Regions from separate parts of the Homo sapiens genome. Here regions 1 and 2 are each linked to region 3. Evidence: chromatin contacts called from ENCODE Hi-C data. All regions are on one chromosome and are shown on one strand. Each heading gives the region's core, a stretch centred on a gene start or an enhancer-like site at or near the end of the contact. The rest is flanking DNA. Distances are from core to core; before and after follow the strand shown. Region 1 holds the start of PRR14L (proline rich 14 like). Region 2 holds the start of LINC01521 (long intergenic non-protein coding RNA 1521). Region 3 holds the start of UQCR10 (ubiquinol-cytochrome c reductase, complex III subunit X).

Evidence for each region. Hi-C counts contacts between places; a loop is a spot of excess contacts on that map. Pooled maps may share reads with other maps.
Region 1: a loop to region 3 is called in a map of CD4-positive, alpha-beta T cell, with 10 times the contacts of the local background. The contact joins the promoter of PRR14L here to the promoter of UQCR10 in region 3. A Hi-C loop is called at or near these places in 3 of 168 maps with a recorded cell type or tissue (CD4-positive, alpha-beta T cell, CD8-positive, alpha-beta T cell and naive thymus-derived CD4-positive, alpha-beta T cell), 1 of 37 single-sample maps with no recorded cell type and 14 of 50 pooled maps.
Region 2: a loop to region 3 is called in a pooled map, with 23 times the contacts of the local background. The contact joins the promoter of LINC01521 here to the promoter of UQCR10 in region 3. A Hi-C loop is called at or near these places in 6 of 50 pooled maps.

What each region holds. Positions count from the first base shown.
Region 1 is chr22:31,748,820-31,751,519 of GRCh38, reverse strand. PRR14L (proline rich 14 like) reads left to right here and starts at 1,388. Exons shown (of 9, transcript NM_173566.3): 1 at 1,388-1,527. RefSeq lists enhancers at 1,163-1,457, 947-1,506, 1,746-2,378.
Region 2 is chr22:31,345,382-31,348,081 of GRCh38, reverse strand. It overlaps LINC01521 (long intergenic non-protein coding RNA 1521), which reads right to left and starts at 1,323. Exons shown (of 1, transcript NR_120386.1): 1 at 1-1,323. PATZ1 (POZ/BTB and AT hook containing zinc finger 1) reads left to right here and starts at 1,736. Exons shown (of 5, transcript NM_014323.3): 1 at 1,736-2,700. The coding sequence starts at 2,480. RefSeq lists silencers at 1,231-1,450, 1,501-1,570, 1,941-2,360.
Region 3 is chr22:29,765,934-29,768,633 of GRCh38, reverse strand. UQCR10 (ubiquinol-cytochrome c reductase, complex III subunit X) reads right to left here and starts at 1,265. Exons shown (of 2, transcript NM_013387.4): 1 at 1,086-1,265. The coding sequence starts at 1,235. ZMAT5 (zinc finger matrin-type 5) reads left to right here and starts at 1,627. Exons shown (of 6, transcript NM_001003692.2): 1 at 1,627-1,762. RefSeq lists enhancers at 1,134-1,183, 1,093-1,742, 1,544-1,773, 1,743-2,392.

The DNA.
Region 1 (2,700 bases), core at 139-2,638, 2.0 Mb before region 3:
AACCCTGTCTCTACTAAAAATACAAAAATTAGCTGGGCATGGTAGCATGCGCCTGTAATCCCAGCTACTCAGGAGGCTGAGGCTGGAGAATCTCTTGAACCTGGGAGGCAGAGGTTGCAGTGAGCCGAGATCCTACCACTGCACTCCAGCCTGGTGTCAGAACGTGGCCCCGTCTCAAAAAAAAAAAAAAGAAAGAAAGAAACGAAACTTTGAAGCATTCAATTTTTTTTTTTTTTTTTTTTTTTGAGACAGTGTCTTGTTTTGTTGCCCAGGCTGGAGTGCAGTGGGGGCACCATCATAGCTCAATGCAGCTTCAAACTCCTGGGCTCAAACGATCCTCCTGCTTCAGGCTCCCCAGTAGCTAGGAGCACAGGTGCATCAACACCTGAGCAATTTTTGTTTTGTTTTGAGAAAGAGTCTTGCTGTGTCATCCAGGCTGGAGTGCAGTGGCACTATCACTGCTCACTGCAGCCTCAACCTTCCAGCCTCAAGTGATCTTCCTGCCTCAGCCTCCAGAGTAGCTGGGATTACAGGCACACATCACCAGACCCAGCTGTTTGTTTTTTGGCAGAAACGATGTCTCACTATGTTGCCCAGGCTGGTCTCAAACTTCTGGGCTGAAGTGCTTCTCCCGCTTTCGCCTCCCAAAGTGCTGGATTACAGGCGTGAGACACCGCGCCTGGTCGATTTCTATTTTTTAACACAAAGCCGTATTATTTGGGGCAAGTCGATTTCATTATCTGGACCTCAATTCTTCCACTGGATAAACATTTCTTCCTTCCTTCAAATGTCCATTGAGCGTCTAGTTTTGTGCCGGACACTGCTCTTGGTGCTGAGCATTAAGTGATGAACAAAACAGACAAGGTGGAGGAAGATAAATGATAAACAAGTCAATAAAGAGATGAGACATAGAAATTTCAGCTAGTGTTAAAGCTATGAAGAAAATAAAACAAGGTTCTGTAACCAACTGGAGGCAGAGGTGCCATTTATTTAGTGGTCAGTGTGATTAGAAGAAGCAGAGGAGTGTCATGACCCAAAACACTCTTTCCAGTAGAATAAGATCTCTCGGGCTGCCAGAGTGGAAGCAGGCAGGCCCTTAGAATTGTAGCCGTCCAGACTAGAAAAACGGTGGACTGGAACAGGGTGACAGCAGCGAAGGCCGGCACTGGGTCCTGTGGCTCAGCAGGAGCAGAACCAAAAGTTGTGTTTCCCTTTAAGAGTTTGAGCCGCAGGGGCGGGGTTGAGGGAGGCTGGGGCTAGCAGAGGGCGGGAGGTCAGAATCAGGAAGAGCCTTCCCTTGGAGTGCGCGCGCGCGGTGCGGGGGCGGGATTTGGGCGAGTCCGCATGGCTGGCTCGGGCCCCGGATGAGGAAGTGCAGGGGGACCATAGAGACGAAGAGGTGGCGGCGGCCGGAGCGCCCCCGGCCTCTGTCGGCTCCGTAGGCTCAGGTAGACCTGGCGACGACGGGGCTGCAGCTGCAGGGGCTGAGCTGGCTGGGCAAGCGCGGGCCGCGGAGGAGGTCTCAGGGTAAGAGGCCGGGACTGGAAGGCTTCGGGCGTAGCCGCCCCGCCCCACTCCGCCCTAAAGGGACCCTCCGCCGGGTGGTGCTGCTAAAGGGGAGTCCAGGCCCCCCGCCCTCTCGGGGCGCGGAAAGGAACCAAGGCTGCCCTGTGGGCGGCGGAACGACCCAGGGAGAGGGAGGAGACCAGGCCCCGCGTCGCTAGAGAAAAGCGGCTTCTCCGAGTCATGGCTCCGACGCGGGAGAGAGACTCCTCTTCAACCTCGATACAACAGGGATCCCCCAACTTATCTCCTCGGAGAGGACGACGCCCCTTATCGGAGGCGTACGCTCTTTCTTAGCGCTCATCCGTTGGTCAGCAGAGGGAGACCCACTCCCAGGGTTCGAGGGGGATTCTGAACTTATCCTGAGGAGGAGTAAAAGATAACCCCTAAATGAGACCTTTCCCCCAACTTTGGTCAGCGTCACCCAGGTGAAGAGTGAGACCCAACTTGCCTGAAAGTGACAGAGGGGATCTTTCTTCCCAGTAAGAAAGAGACTTACCTTCCTCCTTTATTTTTCGCCTGTACCCCAAGATACGGAGAGGAAGACCTTGAAATTTTACTTTATGGTATCAGAAATCAACCTTTCTCCCTCTCCCCTCGTGATGTCCACAGAGAGACCCTCGCTTCTCTTCTTCCCTTTAAGCCTCTTGGTGTGCAGTGAGCTCCTTTCCCTTGCATTATTAAGAGCATGGCTTTTGGAGTGTAATCGTTGCAAACCTGGGTCTCTCACTTAACGTCTTTGTGACCTTGACTATTTGTTTAACTTGTCTGAATCTCAGTCCATCTCCAATTTGGGTTCTGTTTTCTTAGAATTGTCATGCGGGCTAAGGGAGCATTTGTGTAAATACTAGTTATATAGTAAGCTTTTGGTAAGCTGTTGCTATTACTATTACTTAATCTGTTAAAAAAGAAAACTAATATCTTGCACAGAGAAGCATATTTTTCCATGCATGCCCCTCGCAGCCTCCATCACAAGTGTTCAACCATCCTTTCTCACTGGAGTGGAAGACTCCCTCCCACTTAGGGGTTAGAGAAAGAGACACTTCCAGTCCCCTTAGATCCTGCTGTTCAATACTTTCCCAAATTAACAAAGAGGGCCTCACTGAAAATAATCAGTAAAAAAAAGACTTAGCTTTT
Region 2 (2,700 bases), core at 74-2,573, 1.6 Mb before region 3:
GATGTTCCCAGCAGCTCTCTCAAAAATAAAACGTGCCAGTTCCCAAAATCCGCCCAAGAAAGCTGTGGCTCAGAGAGGGAGGCACTAGCCTAAGGTGACAGTGAGTCTGGGCTTAGAACACAGATCTCCTGGCTTCGTGTCCAGGGAACTTTCTTCATGCCTCTAATTCATTCTCTCCAACAGGAGTTTGGCATGTACTATGCCCTAGAGCGGAGGTGTGCAGGACAGGTGCTGCTGTCCCTGTGCACAGGTTAAGAAACAGTTTAACTGAATCTCAGGGAGGCCAAGTGACTAAGCACCAGGACACGAAACCAGAAGGCAGAGGTCTCGATTTTGAACTCGGATCATCCGCCAGGGCAACGCCCGGAAGCCTCAGGGCGCGCGTGGCTGGGCGCGAGCTCGGCGCGCAGCGGTGGGAATCCCGAGCGGAGTTGGAAGCCGGGCCCGTTCATTTGCATGCTAATACCCAGAATGCTTTTCCCCCGCACACCGCTTCTCTTAATGGAAGCGCTCAGTTTGGAACCGTGGAAAGTTTGGAACACATACTTCGCTGCCTCTTTGCAACTGTGGGAACTTCCCGCCCGCACACGCGGCGCCTGCAGCCTGGGGCTCCGCGCCAGGCGGCCCAAAGGCAGCCGCCAGCGCTTCCTGGGAAGACAAACCTTGGTGTACAACTCTAGCGTGGTAGCATCCCCGGGCGGGCCGGGGACAAAGCGCCGAGGCCTGGCGGCAGGGCCCATTACCAGAGCACCCGGCGTCTCACAGGGCTGCGGGCGCTGGGGATGCTCCGGGCTTGGAGAGGCCTGAGGGTGTCCCCGACTCCTCCGGCACCCCCACTTCCCTGAGGATTGCTGGGGCTTCCGGGGGTCCCTGCCCCGTCCATCGCCCTCATATTGTCGCCTCCCGGAGCTGGTGACTTCACGCTCCCCGGGGACAAAGCTCGGCGTGCTGTGGTTTGGGGGAGAAGCTGGACGCTGGCTTCATCTCTCCAGCTCTTCCGGGCGCGCAGCCCATCAGATCGATCAATGTACCGGGTGCAGAAGCAGCTCCGGAGGTTCGGCCTGTCTCCGGCCAGGACCCCGGGCCCTCTCTGGTGTTTGAAGCAGGGAGGCGGTCGCAGGCGACTTCTGGGAATTTCACGCATGAAAGCGGGGCTCCGAAGGGTGGACGACGCCCGCTCGACCTGCGAGTGCGCTTCGCAGGCTGGGGGGCCCGGATCCGCACCCCTCAGTTCCTGCCCCCCCACCCTGCTAGCCGCCACTCTCAGCGGGCAGGGGAGGGGCAGTGGGAGCTGGTTTGCTGGCTCGGCGCTTCGTTTGCATTGGTCCGGGGGGGCTGAGACTGCAGCCCCCGGCCCCGCGGGCGGGGTGGGGAGGCGGGGGCCGGACGGGGGCTCAGGCTGCTCTAGCATTGGCGGATCTGGGGAATGGGGAGGGGGGGCAGGAAGCGGGGGGAGCGGACTGCGGGGGGGGGGTGTATAAATAGGGAAGGGGGGACGTGCATCCTCGTCTTGGTGAGGGGGGGGCGCTCGGCACAAAGAAAGTGTAAAGTTTGCAGCGCCAGGCGGCCCGGGCTAGGCATCCGGGCGCGCACGTGCAAGGCCGGGGACGCCGGGGCCCCCACTCTGAGCTCGCCGTTTCTTTTTTTTCTGCAAGCGAGAGGGGGGGTGTTGTTGGTATCGCCCCCTCCTTCTCCTCCCCCCAGGGGTGAAAGTGCAAGAGGAAGTGCAGCCGCTGCCATCTTTCCTCCGCTCCGAACACACGGAGCCCGGGGCCGCACAGCCGCCGCTCCGCCGCCGCCTTCTCCCGGCCTGAGGAAGGGCCTACTCTGCCGCCGCCGCCGCCCGCCCGCTCCAGCCGCCGCCGCCGCCGCCACCGCCCTCCAGGCTCCGGGACCCGGCCCGCGCCACCGCCCCCGTGCGCGCCCCGCCGCCGCCGCCTTCGCCTTCGCCTTTTGTTTCCTCCGCTCCGGCGCCCCCGCCCCGGCTCGCGCTTTGCAGGGGACGCAGCGCGCGCCCCCAGCGGGCCCGGGAAAAGCCGCGGCGCGCGCGCGCGCCTGCGCGGCGGACCCCTCCTTCTCCTCCCCGCGTGCGCGTGCCCTTCTTGGCTGCGCGCCGGCGCCGCCTGGCGGGCGGGAGGGGAGGTGGCAGGCGCGTTTGCAGGAGGGGCGCACCTCTTCGCTCGCGCACCCCCCCGGAAGGTAGACCGGGAAGGGGAGGCGGGCGGGCGGAGAGGAGAGAGTGGCGCGCAGTCCAGCGAGGGCGGGGGTTGGCTATGTGGGGGGTGGTGCACCCCGCAGTCTAGACAGTCTGATCCGGGCTGGGGGCGTGTACACTCGGCGCACCTGCGAGACTACAGAGCCTCGGGCCGGCACGTGTGGGGAGTGTGGACACGTCTGCTGCGCCCCGCTTCTCGCTGCTGAGGGGAAGGGAGGGGGCGGGCAGGTGCAGCGGCCGGGCTAGTGGGAGGGGGCGGCGGCCATGGAGCGGGTGAACGACGCTTCGTGCGGCCCGTCTGGCTGCTACACATACCAGGTGAGCAGACACAGCACGGAGATGCTGCACAACCTGAACCAGCAGCGCAAAAACGGCGGGCGCTTCTGCGACGTGCTCTTGCGGGTAGGCGACGAGAGCTTCCCAGCGCACCGCGCCGTGCTGGCCGCCTGCAGCGAGTACTTTGAGTCGGTGTTCAGCGCCCAGTT
Region 3 (2,700 bases), core at 16-2,515:
ACAAAACAAAAAAAAGCACAAGGAAAATGGGTGAGTTATAACAACATACTTGGATGTCTCTCCAGATCAATGGGAGTGGTTAACAGAACCACTTGCAAGAGATGGGACAGTAGCAATGCTTTCATATGGGGCAGGAAGTTGCACTGGTCACAGGCAGCATAGCACTAGTGGACAGTGCCTTCCCGGGCTGCAGAGTCAGACAGTCTCAAATTAAAAACACAAGTGAGTGGTGGAACAGGGCTATATGTATAAGGCCTACTCCAGCACAGTCATAATTTAGCGATATAAAGCATGCACTGCACCTAGCACAGTGCATGATACATAAAAGTCAAAAATGTGTTGCGATTCCTACCTCATGCTTCCACTTTCTCCTGAGGAATGTAAGCAATGATTATTTTTCAGTGGTACCACCTACCAGGCATGTGGCACCCTGCCTGCATCTCATGTAATCCTCACAATCGTGCTCAGGTTACTATTAATATCTCCATCTCACAGTTAAAACGGAGTTCAGAGAAGAAACTTGCTCAACTTAATGCCACAGTTAAGTGACAAGGACCAGTGTTCCTATCCAAGGCTTTCTGATTTCATAGCCCCCACTCTCAACCATTAATACCAACTGTCTACGTGGGAAGCCTTGGGGACCAGAAGCGCCGTCTGAAACTTCAGCCACGGCGTCTAAGGTGTCTAACGTCCTTTTCACGACCGTCGCCTGCTCAAATCTGCCCTTGAAACTCTGAGAGACAGGGGTCCCGTTTCTGGCCCTGACTTGCCCCTGGCTTCCTGTGCAGCTAGTAAGTCCTTTGCTCTCACTAGCCTTTAGTTTTTGCTTCTGATAATGGGCAAGTGGGTATGTAGGGTGGCACACAGCAATACTTACAACCCCTGCAAAATGAAATATATTAACCTCGCTTAACGTTTTAGAATTCACATCAAGCCAAGGGGACAGACGGCGGACTCGAGACAGAAGACGCCGACGGTTTACCCCTTACCCCCTTCCTGGTAAAAGTATACTGAGTCCCATCCCACCTCTACTCCACTGTCACCCCTCAGGCGGGTCCAAGGTCAGGGATGGCACAGGCCCTCACCCCCTCGTTGATGTGGTCGTAGATAGCGTCCGCGCCTTGATCGAAGGCGCGCTCGAAGAACATGACGCCCACGATGATGGTGAGGGCGAAGGTGGAGGTCCTGCGGAACAGCAGGGAGTACAATTTCGAAGTCAACGTCGCGGCCGCCATGTTTCTTCACAGTCCAACTCGCGCCACCGCGCCTGCGCTGGGGCCGACCTCGTTCCCCAAAGGCCCTAGACGTGCAACACTTTATGGGATTTGTAGTTCCTCTGAATCTCAGCCTTCGTGTTTTGAACCACAGAGGTATTCCTATCCTGGGAATGAGGAAAAAAACTCAAAAGGTTCATATCAGGACAGCCCAGATAATCTGATAAGATTTATTACCCAATTTTTCTTCTCCAGAATTCCTGGCTGTTAGAATATGTCAAACTACAACTCCCAGAAGCCCTCGCGCGCCATCACCTTCTCCCCGCCCTCCGCCCAGTCCCGGCTTAGATTCCCAAAGCTCTCTGGGAAGGGCGAACTGATGGCCAAGGCGAGACTACGAATCCCAGCAAGCAGTACGCGACGCGAGGACGCAGGAGGAGGAGCCCGGAGCTGCAGCCACCGGGGAGCCAGGTACCTTCCGCGAGACGTCGAGGGGCGAGTCCTAGTCTCTTTTCTCCGCACTGGAAGACTTGAACACTTCCTTCTCTGTGCGTACGCCCTGCGGCGGGACGCACCATTTCTTGGGATAGGGTGTGGATAGAGGGGCGAGGGCAGCTGGGTTCCCGAGACCCTGGCTCAACTCTTCGCCTTGTCCCCTGCACCAGCCCCAAGTCTAGGCCAGGAGCTGGAGCCTGCGGCAAAAGTCTTGTCCTGGAGGTTAAACCCTTCACCCTGGATTAAGGGCAGGGACGGATCTGCCCTGCTTCCTGTTCCTCTCACCCCTGGGCTTCGCACCGGGCAACCCTGGTTTGGAAGGCTGGAGACTTGGAACCTGCTTGGGATTGAAAAGAGCAAGGGCTTTGGAGTACCTGGGGCATTCAACAGATGTTTTCCCAGCGCCTGTTCTGGTCCCTGCTCTGGGGACCCAGCAGTGAACAAAGTCCTTGCTCTCACAGAGCGCTCAATCTACGGAGTGGGCGGGTGGGGAGATGCAGTACAGCAAACAGATAGTGCTTTGGTTGACTGGAGAGGCAGTGGTGGTGACATTGCACCCTGGGTAGCTGCTCTGGGGGGTGACACTTGACTAGAGACCTGAATGAATAGTAGAGTTGAACAGGAAAACGTTGGTGCAAAGGCCTTGAGGCAGCTACAGTCCTGGGATGTTTGAGGGAAAGAAGTAGAGTGGACTGTGAAGAGGTTGACTCCGGTCAGCTCATGTCTGGCCTTGGAACCCACCTTACGGAGTCTTGTTTTCTTTGGTTTTTGTTTTTAGAGACAGGGTCTCACTGTGTTGCCCAGGCTGGTCTCCAACTCCTGGGCTCAAGCAATCTTCCTGCCTCGCCCCCCAAGGTGCGTGAGCCACCGCGTCTGGCCAAGGAGTCTTGTCTTTTTCTAGTTGCACTAGGAGGCCATTGAAGGGTTTTCAGGAGAAATGCGACAAGATTTAATGTGCACTTTAATGTCATCATCCTGGCTGGTCTATGGA